Regions from separate parts of the Homo sapiens genome. Here region 2 is linked to region 1. A link is a loop called in an ENCODE intact Hi-C map of the cell type or tissue named here. Cell type or tissue: adrenal gland. All regions are shown on one strand.

Region 1 (8,000 bases):
TTAGGCTTCTGGTGTGCCTGGGATGGCTTTGATTTTGAAATTACTTAGACGATAGGCAGACTTTTCCTCTCCTCAAATTCGCAGCTCAATCTGATAAACACATCTGCTGCAAGTCCTGTTTTGGCTAGTTTGGGGCACACCAAAGGACAGCGTACTTTTTATGAAATAAATATCTAAAAAGCATTTATGTGACCCAGCCGGAGTTGGGAAGAATGGAAAGTATCACAAGATATTCCGTGCACACGATATCTAATCTCCTTTTTATACAGAAGAAATTCAAATGAGCCTCTGCCATTAAAACTTTGATTATCAGAAACTTCGTTTTAATCAGAGCTTGCCATAAACGCCGCGTGCTCAGCTGACTTGTGTATTTAACATTCTTGATATTATACGCTGTTCCAATTATCCAAATTTTTCTTAAACTCAATTTCCTGGGGCCTCTTGGTGTTCAGCTAATCAAGCTTTAACTTTTTAAAAAAGTGTTTATCTCTGGGCTTTCTCTATACACATTGTGTATATATACACACAGGGACCAGATCTAGGAAGATGCCAGGGTGCATTTTTCAGGCTGCCAAATGCACACTCATGGTGTGGGACTTTGCTGATAAAGGAAAAACGCTGGACAGTTGGAAATTTAAATGCTGCCAGCTTTATTCTCGACCACCTCAATGCCCTGCCTGAACAACTGGCCTCATATTCATACCGCCAGCCCGGGCCACTCCACACTCCCCCGTGGCACCTGGTACTGACCACCGGAGGCAGATGGCGCACTCTATGGATGCAGATTTTGCTGGCTGCCTGCTTTCCTCTGCTGTCTTCCCAGTCGCTCAGAAAGATTAGCTTTCAGTGATGTGGTTAGCATACACAGCACTCATAACTCAATCCAGTATATCACACAATCACAGGAAATACCGCGTGTCATTACAACGTGCATGCTTCTGAGGCAGTCCCCCTGCACAACACACATCGTGGCATATGCACATGCACATATTGCACCCAGACACACACACCCTCCATTCTGCACCCACAATTCATTGTGCAGGCTGTTGCATATTTGGGCAACAGAGCAGTTTGGGGAGAGGATTGACTTTTTTTTTTTTTTAATCTTTGTGGCTACTTTGCTTTCTATTCTAGGCTCGGTCCACAGGGGTCAAGAATTGTTAAGAAAGTCCATCTTGGCCTCAGTCCATTCTAGCCACCGGAAGTGTTGGAGCCAGTGATTGTGTTCTTTCACTTGAGGGAGGGCAGGTCAGCTACAGCAGGCCCCCCGCTGCCTGCCTCGGATCCAGCATGATTGCATCCCGCAGACCGGCCGCGCCAAGCCAAGCCAAATGTCCACTCAGCATCTTCTGCGCATGCCTAGCAAGTCCCTTTGCCCTTTGAACCAAGCTCTTTTCTGCCATCGGAATGTTCTTTCCCCCTTTTTCTGTCTATTGAAATCTTCCCCTTTTCTCAAAGCCCACTCAAGCCCCACCTCCCTTGAAGAGGCCAGCTGGAAATGATCTCTCTCTCATTTCAGCTCCTCGAAGCCCTTATTCTCTATAGCACTTCTTAGATCCAAAGTAAACACTACCATTGGGTGTTTGGGGTGTTTTTTTGTACGTGTAAGAGCAGGGACGTTGCCTTGTGCTTCTCTGCCTCCTGATGGAGACTAAATATGATGACTTGCACATAATAGGCATTCAACAAATGTTTGTGGTTGATGATACTGCTACTAGCAGCTACTGTTGATTGAACACCTATTGTGTGCCACGCATTCTCTATAGATAATTCTATTTCATCTTTTTGTTTGTTTTTGAGACAGAGTCTTGCTCTGCTTCCCAGGCTGGAGTGCAGTGGTGCAATCTCAGCTCACTGCAACCTCTGCCTCCCGGGTTCAAGCGATTCTCCTGCTTCAGGCTCCCAAGTAGCTGGCACTACAGGCACCTGCCACCACACCTGGCTAATTTTTGTATTTTTAGTAGAGACAGGGTTTTGCCATGTTGACCAGGCTGATCTTGAACTACTGACCTCAAGTGATCCACCACGTCGACCTCCCAAAGTGCTGGAATTACAGGCGTGAGCCACTGTGCCTGGCCCTTTTTGTTTTTGATTAAGTAAATTTTACATACTTGATGCTTTAATATGTTCTCCTTACAAAGAATTAAAATTTAATGCATAGGGTAAAAAGTGAACGCTTCGGCTGGGCACAGTGGCTCACGCCTGTAATCTCAACACTTTGGGAGGCTGAGGTGGGTGGATCGCCTGAGATCAGGAGTTCAAGACCAGCCTGGCCAACATGGCAAAACTCTGTCTCTACTAAAAATACAAAAATTAGCCAGGTGTGGTGGCACATGCCTGTAATCCCAGCTACTCGGGAGGCTGAGGCAGAAGAATCTCTTGAACCCGGGAGGCGGAGGTTGCAGTGAGTCGAGATCGCGCCACTGCACTCTAGCCTGGGTAACAGAGTGAGACTCCGTCTCAAAAAAAAAAAAAAAAAAAAAGTAAACGTTTCTCCCATTCTGCCCCCACCTTCTTTATGCCCCCACCTTAATTTCCCTCCCCAGAGAACCCACTGTTAATAGTTTGGCCTACCAGACTTTTGCCTAATATATACAACTGTGATTCACAGTTTAAACTTCACAACATCTTAAAAAGTATTATTATTATTATTTATTTATCTTTAAATATTTTATTTTAAAAAATAAATAGAGATGGGGATCTCACTATGTTGCTCTGGCTGGTCTCAAACTCCTGGGCTCAAGCAATACACCTGCCTTGGCCTCCCAAAGTGCTGGGATTACAAGCGTGAGCCCCCGCACTCAGTCTACTTTCATTTTAGAGTTGAGAAAAATTGAGTCGAGAGGTTAATGAACATTTATTTCCAAGGTCACACAGGTAGTAAGTGGAAGAGCCAGGATTTGAACCTGGCCTTTGCACTCGCATCTGAATCATTGTGGGGCTTACAGAGTTGCCTCTGGACTGCCTGTATTGTAACAGTCCCTTACAGGTGATTCCAGTGTATGCAAAGGTTTATGAAAATACTGCTCTAAAAGCATCCAGGGCGGTCTCCTGCCTTCTAGCACCTGTCTACACTGCCCCATCCCACCCCCACCTGCTAGAGGGACAGCCAGAGGCAGTAGAGTGATGGTGTTGCCCACATGAATCACACCATCTGGATTCAGATCCTGGCTCTTCTACTTCCAACTGTGTAACTCCAGTAAATTAATTAACCTCTCTGGGCCTCATTCTCCCCATCTGTAAAATGGGGATGGTAAATAATAACACCTTACCCACAAGGTTGCTGTGAGGATTAAATTAGGTTAATGGACATAAGGCATTTAGAATCATACCTGGCCAAGTAGCAGCTGTACCCTTTGCTGCTGTTATTAGAGCTCAACTAATCTGGAAGCTTTCTGGGGAGCCCCTTAGGTCTCTCAGGCCATCATTTGACAGTAGGATCACAAATTGTAGTTCTCAGTGACATTCTCAGATTGGGTCTTTTTTGAGCTCAAACATCCTGCTTGTGACTGCCTGGAAAGACCCACGTGAGTGGAGGCCATTCCCTGTCCAATCCCTTCCAGTGACAGGCAGCTGGAAGGAGCTTCAGAGCATCCAGTGGCCTCCAGAGCTTTTTCTTATGTCTATCCTACTTCTCTCCTACTGTCTTTTGAGAGGCCAGCCCTTCGTGGGTGCCGTTGGCGTCCAGCCAGATTCCCTGTACTGGCCGGTGCGTACATCCCCAGACAGATGGCTTGCGGAGTCAGCCTTCTCTGGGGAATTGCTATCAGCCTCACCCAGGGATGACCATTTGGGCTTATGCCCTCCTTTTGCCCTCATGGGGGTGGCCTGCAGTCAACCAATGACTGATTTGGGGACAGAAAAGCCTGGCTGCCTTGTGTCAAGTATGGGGAGGAGTGTCGCTATGATGCCATTCATAATCCAGAACCCCCACCCCACCCTCAGTCTGACGCTAGACTTTGGCCAAATCCCAATCTTTGCTTGCCTTCCCCACCCCCACTCTGCTTCTCTCCATCCTTACCTTTATCTCCCGAGAGCCCTCCCTCCTCCATCTTTCATTTGCACAAGAATCCCTGTCTAAGGCTCTCTGCTTCCAGGGAACCTGACCTAAGATACCACTGGTCACCACGGCCTGCAGTAATAACCCTCGCAATGCATGGAGACTGTTACCAAGCCATTCCTTGGCCTCTCCGTCCCCACTTAAGTAATTAGTTCCCTCTCAGGGCTTATTTTCTAACCCTCTAATCAGAAGCTGGCATCAGAGGGAGAGGATGATAAATGAAATAGGGGGTGGTGGTGCCGCGTGGAGCTGAGCAGCACAGTCACCTGGGAGCCAGGAGCAGCGGGAAGCTCCTACTCAAACCGCAATGTCAGGACCACCGGCTGAAGACACTAATTTGCGTCTCCTTTCTGCACATTTACACCCTGAGGTCAGGAGACTTAATACCAAGAAAATAACATTAGTTAGTTCTGCTTGCTGCAGATACATTAAAGCCAACAGAGAGAAGGTTGGATATGTGGGAAATACAGAAGAGACTATTCAACCGGTTCATGTCGTGCATCGTAGATTTGGAGGGGCAGGAAGGCGCTGAGTGCACGCAGGCCAGGGAGGTGTGTCTGCCCTGGTCTATCACAGTATCACAGAAACAAAGCAGTTGCCAGGAACGGCTGTCCCGCCCCACTGCCTTTTGGTCCAACACTTTCTCGATAAATATCTGTTGACATCAGAGCCTTTGTCTTTCTCTCTGCAGTGCAGTTCCCTGAACAGTATCTCTCCAGAAACTGTTTTCTTTTTTTTTAAGATGGAGTCTCACTCTGTTGCCCAAGCTGGAGTACAGTGGTGTGATCTCGGCTCACTGCAACCTCCCCCTTCTGGGTTCAAGTGATTCTCCTGCCTCAACCTCCTGAGTAGCTCGGATTACAGGCGCCCACCACCACTCCGGGCTAGTTTTTGTATTTTTAGTAGAGATGAGGTTTCACCATGTTGGCCAGGTTGTTCTCGAACTCCTGACCTCAAGTGATCCGCCCACCTCGGCCTCCAAAAGTGCTGGGATTATAGGTGTGAGCCACCCATCCCAGCCCAGAAACTGTTTTCTAGGGAGCTAATACTGCTGTAATGGTGGACATTTCCCTTTTACCTTTCCTAATTCTCCGAAAGAAGCCAAGTGATACGTGACCTATTCCTTTCCTTTGGAGGTCAGGGTTTGCCAGTGGGTAGGGGACTCACAGCCATATTTACAGCAATAGGGTAACTGACATGGCCTAGAAAGGGGACAGCAGATATCATATTAAGGACACTTTTTGGTTATCTAAAAATTATTTATGATTTAAATACAAAACATGATACATTAGGGGGAAACATCAAGAAACACAAACACCTAGGGGCAATTCTAGCAACTTTCTGTATAAATTTTATTTCACAAATAAATGCTTACTCGTCCTTTTTTTTTTTTTTTAAGAGACAAGGTCTCATTCTGTCACGCTGTAACACAGTGGTGCGATCACGGCTCACTGCAGCTTTGACCTCCAGGGCTCAAGTGACCCTCCCTCCTCAGCTTCCCAAGTAGCTGGGAGCACAGGCACATACCACTATGGCTGGCTGATTTAAAAAATTTTTTGTAGACACAGGGTCTCGCTATGTTGCCCAGGCTGAAGGAGAACCTTTAATTTACTCTCAGCTAAGTTTTACTGAAGTTTGAAAACCATCAGTCCTGGGCAAATCTTCCAAACTCTTTCATAACTGGGTGTGTCCATGAGGATGATCCAACATCATTTACTGTTTTCTCTCTCTCTCTGTCTCTCTCTCTCTCTCTCTATATATATATATATATACACACACACACACACACACACATGTACTTCCACATACATACATATACCATTAATAGGTTTTATTTTCTAAAGCAGGTTTAGGTTTACAGGAAAACTGGGCAGAAAGTTTAGAGTTCCCATATAGTGCCCCCCAGTTTCTGCTATTATGAATATCTTGCATTAGAATATTGATTCAATATTGATGAACCACTATCGGTACTGATTATTAACTAATTGCTGTCACTTCTTAACTAATGTCCACAGTTTACATCAGGGTTCACTCTTTGTGTTATACATTCTACAATTTTCCACAAATGCATAATCACCATTGCAGTATCACACAGAATAGCTTCACTGTCCTAAAAATCTCCTCTGCGGCCGGGCTTGGTGGCTCATGCCGGTAATGCCAGCACTTTGAGAGGCTGAGGTGGGCAGATCATGAGGTCAGGAGATCAAGACCATCCTGGCCAACATGGTGAAACCCCGTCTCTACTAAAAATACAAAAATTAGCTTGGCGTAGTGGCACGTACCTGTAATCCCAGCTACTCGGGAGGCTGAGGCAGGAGAATTGCTTGAACCAGGGAGTGGGAGGTTGCAGTGAGCCAAGATTGCACCACTGCACTCCAGCCTGGCGACAGAGCGAGACTCCATCTCAAAAAACAAAACAAAACAAAAAAAAACAAACAAGCAAACCCCTCTCCTTCATGAGTTCATCCCTCCTGCCCTGCTCCATAACCCCTGGCAACCACTGATCCTTTGACTATCTCTATGGTTTTTCAATTTGCAGAATGTTATAGAGTTGGAATCACGCAGCATATGGCCTCTCCAGGTTGGCTTCTTTCACTTAGTAAGTGGCATTTAAGTTTCCTCCATGTCTTTTCATGGCTTGATGGCTCATTTCTTTTTGGCCCCGAATAAGATTCCATTGTCTGGATGTATATACCCCTTGCTATGTACTAGACATTGATGTCAGAGCTAAAGAGATTCAGAGGAGGCTAAAAATTGGTTTCTACCTTCGAGGAACTTCTAGTCAAGGAGAGAAGACATGCACCCATGCAATGTCATTAACATGAAACAGTAAGGCAGACACATCAGAAGACACACGTGAATGAAGAACCGCTGTGACACTTAGAAGGAAGGAGGGGTGACTGGGCACGGTGGCTCAGGCCTGTAATCTAAGCACTTTGAGAGGCTGAGGCAGGTGGATCACGAGGTCAGGAGATCGAGACCATCCTGACTAACACGGTGAAACCCCATCTGTATTAAAAATACAAAAAATTAGCCAGGCTTGGTGGCGTGCCCCTGTAATCCCAGCTACTCGGGAGGCTGAGGCAGGAGAATTGCTTGAACCCAGGAGGCAGAAGTTGCAGTGAGCAGAGATCGCATCACTGCACTCCAACCTGGGTGACAGAGCGAGGCAGAGGACGGACATGGGCTTTGAGGAAGGCAACGCTTGTCTTGGGGCTTTCTTAACTTTCTTTTTTGTTTTTGAGATGGAGTCTCGCTCTGTCGCCCAGGCTGGAGTGCAGTGGCGAGATCTCGGCTCACTGCAAGCTGTGCCTCCCGGGTTCATGCCATTCTCCTGCCTCAGCCTCCCGAGTAGCTGGGACTACAGGGGCCCGCCACCACACCCAGCTAAATTTTTGTACTTTTTAGTAGAGACGGGGTTTCACCGTGTTAGCCAGGATGGTCTCGATCTCCTGACCTCATGATCTGCCCGCCTTGGCCTCCCAAAGTGCTGGGATTACAGGTGTGAGCCACCGCGCCTGGCCTTTTTTTTTTTTTTTTTTTTTTTTGAGATCGAGTCTCACTCTCTTGCCCAGGCTGGAGTGCAGTGGCACAATCTCGGATCTTGGCTCACTGCAGCCTCCGCCTCCCGGGTTCAAATGATTCTCCTGCCTCAACCTCCCAAGTAGCTGGGACTATAGGCGAGTGTTACCACACCCGGCTAATTTTTTGTATTTTTAGTACAGACGGGGTTTCACCGTGTTAGCCAGGATGGTCTTGGTATCCTGCCCTCGTGATCTACCCACCTTGGCCTCCCAAAGTGCTGGGATTACAGGCGGGGGCCACTTCTCCAGGGCTAAACTCTTTATCTCTTTATTTGTTGGGGAAAGGGTTGGGAGTCCTGTTGCCTATACAAGATATGAACTGTGAGTGAACTCAACTCTGCTTGTTAGAGGCTAGC
Region 2 (8,000 bases), 64 kb before region 1:
CAAGGTTTTGCTCTGTCACCCAGGCTGGAGTGCAGTGGTGCAATCACAGCGCACAGCAGCTTTGACCTCCTGGGCTCAAGTGATCCTCCCACCTCAGCCTCTCAAGTAGCTGGGACCACCATGCCTAGCTAATTTTTTATTTTTTATAGAGACGGGGGTCTCACTATGTTGTTCTAGCTAGCCTCGAGCTCCTGGGCTCAAGCAGTCCTCCTCCCCAGCCTCCCAACGTGCTGGGATTTACAGGTATGAGCCACTGTGCCCAGCCTGGCCACCTCTTGCTGCAAGAAGGAAGCTGCATGTCTCAGTAAGTTCAGGCTGTTATAACAAATTACCAATTTGGGTGGTTTAAACAAAGAAAAAAGCAATTCTCACAGTTCTGCAAGTCCAAGATTACGATCAAGGTGCTGAGAATCGCTTGAACCCAGGAGGCAGAGGTTGCAGTGAGCCGAGATCTCACCACTGCATTCCAGCCTGGGCGATGGAGTGAGACTCTGTCTCAAAAAAAAAAAAAAAAAAAAAAAGAAAGAAAAAAGAAAAATCAAGGTGCTGGCAGATCTGGTGTCTGTTGAGGGCCTGCTGGAGCCGTCTTCTCATCGCACCCTCTCATGGTAGAGAGCAGAGAGAGGAAGCAAACGCTCTCCTGTCTTTTTTATAAGGACACTAATACCATTCATGACCTAATTATCTCCCAGTGGCCCCATGTCCTAATACCATCACATTGGGGTTAGGATTTCAACATACGAATTTGGGAGGGACATGAATATTCAGTCCATGGCACTGAGAAATGTCATCTTTTAGCTTGGGTACATTGTTATCTCAAATTACGAAGGAAGAGCAGGGGATGAATATTGGTGTAGGCAACTGGCCACCTCTGCTCCTAGTCTCATAGAGAGTATGAGAACATTAAGCATGTGGGTGGAGAAGATTCAGTAGAGACCTTTTGGGGTCTAGTCCTGGTTCACACCCCTGTCGCTGGGGGTCGGGATGCCAACAGCTTCTATGTAGCTGTAGCTACCACCAGATAAGCTAGTTCAATTTTTTTCTCCTGGGAGCAGTGGATTGGGAGAGAGAAGGCTGGTTAGTCAGGACAGGGCTGGCTCCATGGGCAAGCGACCCGTGCAGTCACATGGGCCCCATGCTTGGGGTTATTGCTCTGTAGCTACCATCTTGAAATTCTGGGAAAAAAGTCCAGGCGCGGTGGCTCACGCCTGTAATTTCAGCACTTTGGGAAGCCAAGGCAGGTGGATCACCTGAGGTCAGGAGTTCGAGACCAGCCTGGTCAACATGGTGAAACCCCATCTCTACTAAAAATACAAAAATTAGCTGGGCATGGTGGCACACGCCTGTAATCCCAGCTACTCGGGAGGCTGAGGCAGGAGAATCACTTGAACTCGGGAGGCGGAGGTTGCAGTGAGCCAAGATCACGCCACTGCACTCCAGCCTGGGCAACGAGAGTGAGACTCCGTCTCAAAAAAAAAAAAAAAAGAAAGAAAGAAAAGAAAAAGAAAAGAAAAGAAATTCTGGGTAAAATGATGATGTCCATGTCTTTTTTTTTTTTTTTTTTTTTAGACAGAGTCTTGCTCTGTCACCCAGGCTGGGGTGCAGTGGCAAGATCTCGGCTTACTGCAAGCTCCATCTCCCAGTTTCACACCATTCTCCTGCCTCAGCCTCCCGAGTAGCTGGGACTACAGGCGCCCGCCACCACACCTGGCTAATTTTTTGTATTTTTGGTAGAGATGGGGTTTCACCGTGTTAGCCAGGATGGTCTCGATCTCCTGACCTCGTGATCTGCCCGCCTCAGCCTCCCAAAGTGCTGGGATTACAGGCGTGAGCCACTGCGCCCGGCCAATGTCTATGTTTTATGAGTAAAGTATGATGAGACAACAAGGCATACACCAGAATCTTGCTGTTTCTGCTCATGCAGGGACCTACCTCCTGCTGCTTCCTGGCTCACCTCCCTGAGATGGGTCCACAGATGCCCACTCCCCAGTCCCTGGAGAGCCCTGGGCCCTGCCCAGACTCCCGCACGCCACCCTAGCCTTGGGACTGCTACTGCCCTCTGTCCCTGGCAGGGGCCTCGGTGCTAAAATTGGGAAGATCAGGGTCGTGGTCAGATATGTTTCATGGCATCTTGGGGTGGGACAAGGTGGTAGCCTTCCCTCCCCAGGCTGGCAAGGCCACACACATTTGGCAGGGGCCTCTCCCCAACCTGTGCACCAGGTGCACAGTGTCCCAGCACGAAGGTTGTGATTTCTTGGAGGCTGCCTGACTGCCATAGATTGGGGCAGTGGGCCTGGAAGAAGGGGAGATTGATTTCTTTGCCTGGGGCCCCGCTTATTTTATTTTGTTTTATTTTTTTGAGACAGGGTCTTGCTCTGTCTCCTAGGCTAGAGTGCAGTGGTGCTATCATAGCCCACTGCAACCTTGAACTCCTGGGCTCAAGTGATCTTCCCACCTCAGCCTCCTGAGTATCTGGCACTACATGTACATGCCGTCATGCCTGGCTAATTAATATTTATTTATTTATTTATTTATTTATTTATTTATTTATTTTTGTAGAGACAAGAGTCTCACTGTGTTGCCCAGGCTGGTCTCTAGCTCCTGGTTTCAAGTGACCCTCCTGCCTTGGCTTCCCAAAGTGCTAGATTACAGGCACGAGAGCCACAGTGTCTGGCTGGTCCTGCATTTTAATTTTTTTCTGGGCTCTGCAGATTATGTAGTCTGTTCTGACCACAGAGCCATTGTGTTTGAGTCTGTGTATGCCAGGCCAGGGAAAGCCAGTCTGCAGAAAAGCAGGGAAAAATTAAGCCGAAGTGCAATAGAGCTCCTTCAGAAACATGTGGCTCCAGAGAGAGGGCAAACATAGGCTCCTGACACGATTTCAGTGCCTGGGTCCTGGCCCTGGGAGGCCTGGCTGCACTTTTGCTCCTGTGTTCTTCCAGTCAGTTCCATTCTCTTCCTTGCACTACCATGAATGGATTTCCCTGATTGCCAACTAAAAGTTTCCTAACCAAGACCAAAATAAAAAAGAAAGAGCTTGGCTTGCAGTTCCAGCCCTAACTTTGCCATTTAACTAGCTATGTGACATTGGGCAAGTTAGTTATTCTCTCTGAGCCTTTGTTTCCTCAGCCTTAAAAAACTACTGGACATGATAGTACCAGTGCTATCAATTGCGATGAGGATTATCTGTTTTGTTTTGTTTGTTTTATTTTTTTGAGACAGAGTCTCACTGTATTGCCAGGCTGGAGTGCAGTGGCACGATCTCTGCTCACTGCAACCTCTGCCTCCCGGGTTCAAGTGATTCTTCTGTCTCAGCCTCCCGAGTAGCTGGGATTACAGGCACCATGCCCGGATAATTTTTGTGTTTTTAGTAGAGATGGGGTTTCACCATGTTGGCCAGCCTGGTCTCGAACTCCTGACCTCAAGTGATTTGCCCTCCTCGGCCTCCCAAAGTGCTGGGATTACAAGCGTGAGCCACCGCACCCAGGCCCTTCTTGTTAATAGAAGGATTGAAGGCACAAAAACATGCAGGACATTTAGAGTGAAATGACTTCCTTCTCGCACTGTTTTCTCCATACTTAAATACTGTTTATTTGAATCTGGTTAACTCTAGTAGGTAGAATAGGGCTGCATAAGATGGGTGTCAGGTTTGAACACTGGACAGGCTTGCTTAGTGCATTTCTAGACTAAGGACTAAACCTATAAGGTGGATATTCCAATTATCTATTGCTGTCCAACGAACAATCCCAAAACTTGGTGGTTTACAGTAGCAACTATGTCAATATATCTCATGGTCTTATGGGTCAGGAATTGCATCAGGACAAAGATGGATGATTCTTCTGTTCCACATGGGGTAAACTGGAGTCACTCAGTGGTACTCAGGTGGTGAATGTGGTCTGGACGGGGCCAAATCAGCCTCATGTACATGTGTGCTGCTTTGGTGGGGAAGGCTGGAAGTCTGGGCCCAGCTGGAACTGTAGAATGTGGTGCCCTTCCGTAGCTTCTCCAGCATGGTGATCTTAGGGTAGCAGCACATCTTCCATGGTGGCCCAATTTTGCAGAGCGAACCAAAAGACCAAGACAGAAGCTAGCCTTACACATCATGCAGTATTACTTCTGTTGATTCAATTAGTTACAAAAGAGTCACAAGCCCACCCAGATTTAAAATCAAGGCATTATACAAGGGTGTGAATACCAACAGGCATGGGTCTTTGGTGAAGGGGCATCTTTGGAGACTGGCTATCACAGTGGACTGATCATTCATAAAATCTGTACCCTTAGTCCTGGGTGGCAAAGTGTGACTGTGGATGGGAGAGTTTGGATCCATTCCCATTCATCATCGTAAGGGTTCCAACAAATCCTGAGTGAGGACCAGGAGATGGAAAGACTCTGGGGAACATCAGCCTCTGCAGAGTATCTGAGAGCTAAGCGCCTGGGCTTTGGATGTTAAACCTTAGTCCTGGTTCAAAACCAGCCTCTTGGGCTCTTGAACTTATGAAAAGTCTCAGATTCCTATGAGGGAGTTACTATAATTATCCCTGTTTTCTATAAGAGGAAGCTTAATTAAATTGCCCAGAGTCACAGCTAGAAGATGGTACAGCTGGAATTTGAAACCAGATATTTTAACACCAAAGCAGTGGACATTTTACGGTTTACAGTTTAAGTAACTTTTCTGAGGTCATGGTAAAAGCGCTTAGCAAACTTAGAAGGGAATGGAAATTCCTACGTCTGATAGGAGTATGTATAAGCAAAACTTGCAACAAACAGTATATTTAATGGTAAAATATTGAAAAATTTCCCCCTGAGATCAGGAACTAGACAAGAATGCTTGCTATCACTACTTCTATTCATGATTATACTAGCGGTCATAGCCACTGCAATAAAGCAAGAAAAAGAAATAAAAGGCCTCCAGATTGGAAAGGAAGATATGAAAGCGTCATTATTTGCAGATGGCATGGTTGTGCACACAGAAAATACCAAAGAACCTACAATTCAACTATTAGAATAAATGAATTCATTCTGAATAGCATTTTTGTCAGGAAAAATCATTTATGAATTCATCAATGTCACTGAATTTAATGTAGAGGATCTATTGTGAGGATTCAATGAGAAATTTATATCAGATACTAAACCCTTACCTACTTGCTCCTCACAACCACCTCTCTTTGGCCTGTGATACTGGTCACACTTCTTCCCTGACATCCTCTTTTCTCTGGCTTCCTTGACACTATTCTCCTTGTGTCCTGTCCTCATCACCCTCCAGATTCCTTTCCCAGTCTCCTGTTCAGGTGTCTGCTCCCACAGTGTCAGGCATGCTTAGGGTTCGGTCCACAAGCAGTGCTGTGTCAAGCACAGCTCCATCATGTTCTGTGTGGATAGCACCTCCTGTGGTTGTCTGACACCTTCATCATTTCTTCCTTGGACTCTCACTGACCTAGTCTTCAGCTCTCCTACCTCCAGTCTTGTTCCCTTTGCATCCATCTGTCACACAGCCCCCAGGGTGAGCTTCCTAAAATGCACAGCTGATCTTGCCATCCTTTCCCTGTTTAAATTCTTTCAAGACCTTGAGACACCTTGACTAAGTTTAGCATCCTCTGTGCGGTGGTTTTTTTTTTTTTTTTGAGACAGAGTCTTGCTCTGTCGCCCACGCTGGAGTGCAGTGGTGCAATCTCGGCTCACTGCAAGCTCCGCCTCCTGGGTTCACACCATTTTCCTGCCTCAGCCTCCCGAATAGCTGGGACTACAGGCACCAGCCACCACGCCCGGCTAATTTTTTTATTTTTAGTAGAGACGAGGTTCCACCGTGATAGCCAGGATGGTCTCGATTTCCTGACCTAGTGATCTGCCCGCCTCGGCCTCCCAAAGTGTTGGGATTACAGGTGTGAGCCACCGCACCTGGCTTTTTTTTGAGACGGAGTCTTGCTCTGTCACCCAGGCTGGAGTGCAGTGGCACGATCTTGGCTCACTGCAAGCTCCGCCTCCCGGGTTCACGTCATTCTCCTGCCTCAGCCTCCTGAGTAGCTGGGACTACAGGTGCCCGCCACCACGCCCAGCTAATTTTTTGTATTTTTAGTAGAGACGGGGTTTCACCATGTTATCCAGGATGGTCTCGATCTCCTGACCTCGTGATCTGCCCACCTCGGCCTCCCAAAGTGCTGGGATTGCAGGTGTGAGCCACCGCACCCAGCCTGTGCAGTGGTCTTATAGCCCCCGTGATCAGTCTGCTGCTCGCTGCTAATGTGCCATGTTCTCACTTCCATGCCTGTCTTTTTTTTTTTTTTTTTTTGAGATGGAGTCTTGCTCTGTCGTCCAGGCTGGAGTGCAGTGGCGCGATCTCGGCTCACTGCAAGCTCCACCTCCTGGGTTCACGCCATTCTCTTGCCTCAGCCTCCTGAGTAGCTGGGACTATAGGCATCCACCACCACGCCTGGTTAATTTTTTGTATTCTTAGTAGAGATGGGGTTTCACCATGTTAGCCAGGTTGGTCTCCATCTCCTGACCTCATGATCTGCCTGCCTCGGCCTCCCAAAGTGCTGGGATTACAGGCGTGAGCCACCGTGCCCGGCCCCATGCCTGTCTTAATTTGGGTACCTCTACAAGCTGATTCTGAGCCAAGGGTTTTTGAGCATAAGTAAGATGATCCCAGGAATCACAGTGAGGGCATGGGAATTGAGACAGGGCAGGGAGGAAGGCCAGTAAAGGGTGCATTCGTGAACAGGTTACCTATATGGGCAATTGGGGTTCAATCCTGCCGGTGACCTTCTGGGGTCCTGTGTAGCACATCCTTTAGGACTGTCCCAGCAAGGGGTGAGGAAGCAGGAGTATTTATCCACCAACTCCCACACAGGGGTGTGCTAGTAAACCAGCTTTCTGGTAGAATTTAAAAAGTCCCAATTTGTAGTGTTTGCCGATTGTCATGGTATAAATATTCCTACTAGGGCTGATTCCAGGCTCTCAGTTTTAGCAGTTGGCTGGCAAATTTTCCAAATATTTAACAATCCGGCTCTCCAGAGCTAGTACTGCTGCCCCAGCACACCACTGCCCTCATTCCTCATGAGTTAAGGGTTATCTCTGGGAAGCTGAGCACTTAGGATCTGCCCCCACACACAGTGTCTAGCTGAGCATGCTTCTGAGCCAAGAGAACATCCTCAGGTGGAGTGGCAGGAAGTCCTCATTGTACTTGGGAAGTCTTTCCAAGTGGCTTCCAGAGTGGATGGAGGGAAATGGGTGGGCACCATGGATCGCTTCAAGGGCTTTGCACAGGCTATTCACTCTGCTTGGAATGCCTGCTCCTTTTTTTTTTTTTTTCTTTTTTTGAGACAGGATCTTGCCCTGTCACCCAAGCTGGAGTTCATTGGCATGATGATGGCCCACTGCAGCCTTGAACTCCCTGGCTCAAGCAATCCTCCCATCTCAACCTCCTGAGTAGGTGGGACTATAGGCTCACACCAACATGCCTGGCCAATTTTTTAAAATTTTTTGTAAAGACGGGGTTTTGCTGTGTTACCCAGGCTGCTCTCCAACTCCTGGGCTCAAGCAATCCTTCCACCTCGGTCCCCCAAACACCCAAAGTGCTGGCATTACAGGAGTGAGGCACCGTGCCCAGCAACCTACTCCTTTATTTTTTATTTTTTTTAGACAGGGTCTCGCTCTGTCACCCAGGCTGGAGTGCAGTGGCGCAATCTCGGCTCACTGCAGCCTCAACCTCCCAAGTTCAAGCGACCCTCCCACCTCATCCTCCAGAGTAGCTAGGACTACAGGCGCACAGCATCATGCCTGGCTATTTTTTTTTTTTTTTTTTTTTGTAGAAACCGGGTTTCATCATGTTGTCCAGGCTGGTCTCAAACTCCTGGGCTCAAGTGATCCGCCCGCTTCAGCTTCCCAAAGTGCTAGGATCACAGGTGTGTGCCACCGAGCCTGGCCGCCTACTCCTTCTTAATCCCCTTGCCGATCTCCTGCTTATCCTTTGATCCTCAGTTACAGTGTCATCACCTCTGTGA

The links. Peaks named below come from ENCODE experiments on the same cell type or tissue, not always from the same donor. Only the 100,000 strongest peaks of a DNase experiment are listed, where the experiment ranks them.
Region 2: it touches region 1 in a loop (2.3-fold over the local background); 12 of 110 quality-filtered maps call a loop at or near these places.

The regions. Positions count from the first base shown.
Region 1 is chrX:40,244,347-40,252,346 of GRCh38, forward strand. No RefSeq gene overlaps it. Among named protein-coding and RNA genes, the nearest start is that of LINC03099, 15 kb to the right of the region's middle. In adrenal gland, no CTCF peak of the experiment used is centred here; a DNase peak (open chromatin) is centred at 4,619; H3K27ac peaks cover 872 bases.
Region 2 is chrX:40,180,282-40,188,281 of GRCh38, forward strand. No RefSeq gene overlaps it. Among named protein-coding and RNA genes, the nearest start is that of LINC03099, 79 kb to the right of the region's middle. RefSeq lists a silencer at 1,852-2,031. In adrenal gland, no CTCF peak of the experiment used is centred here; no DNase peak of the experiment used is centred here; H3K27me3 peaks cover 68 bases.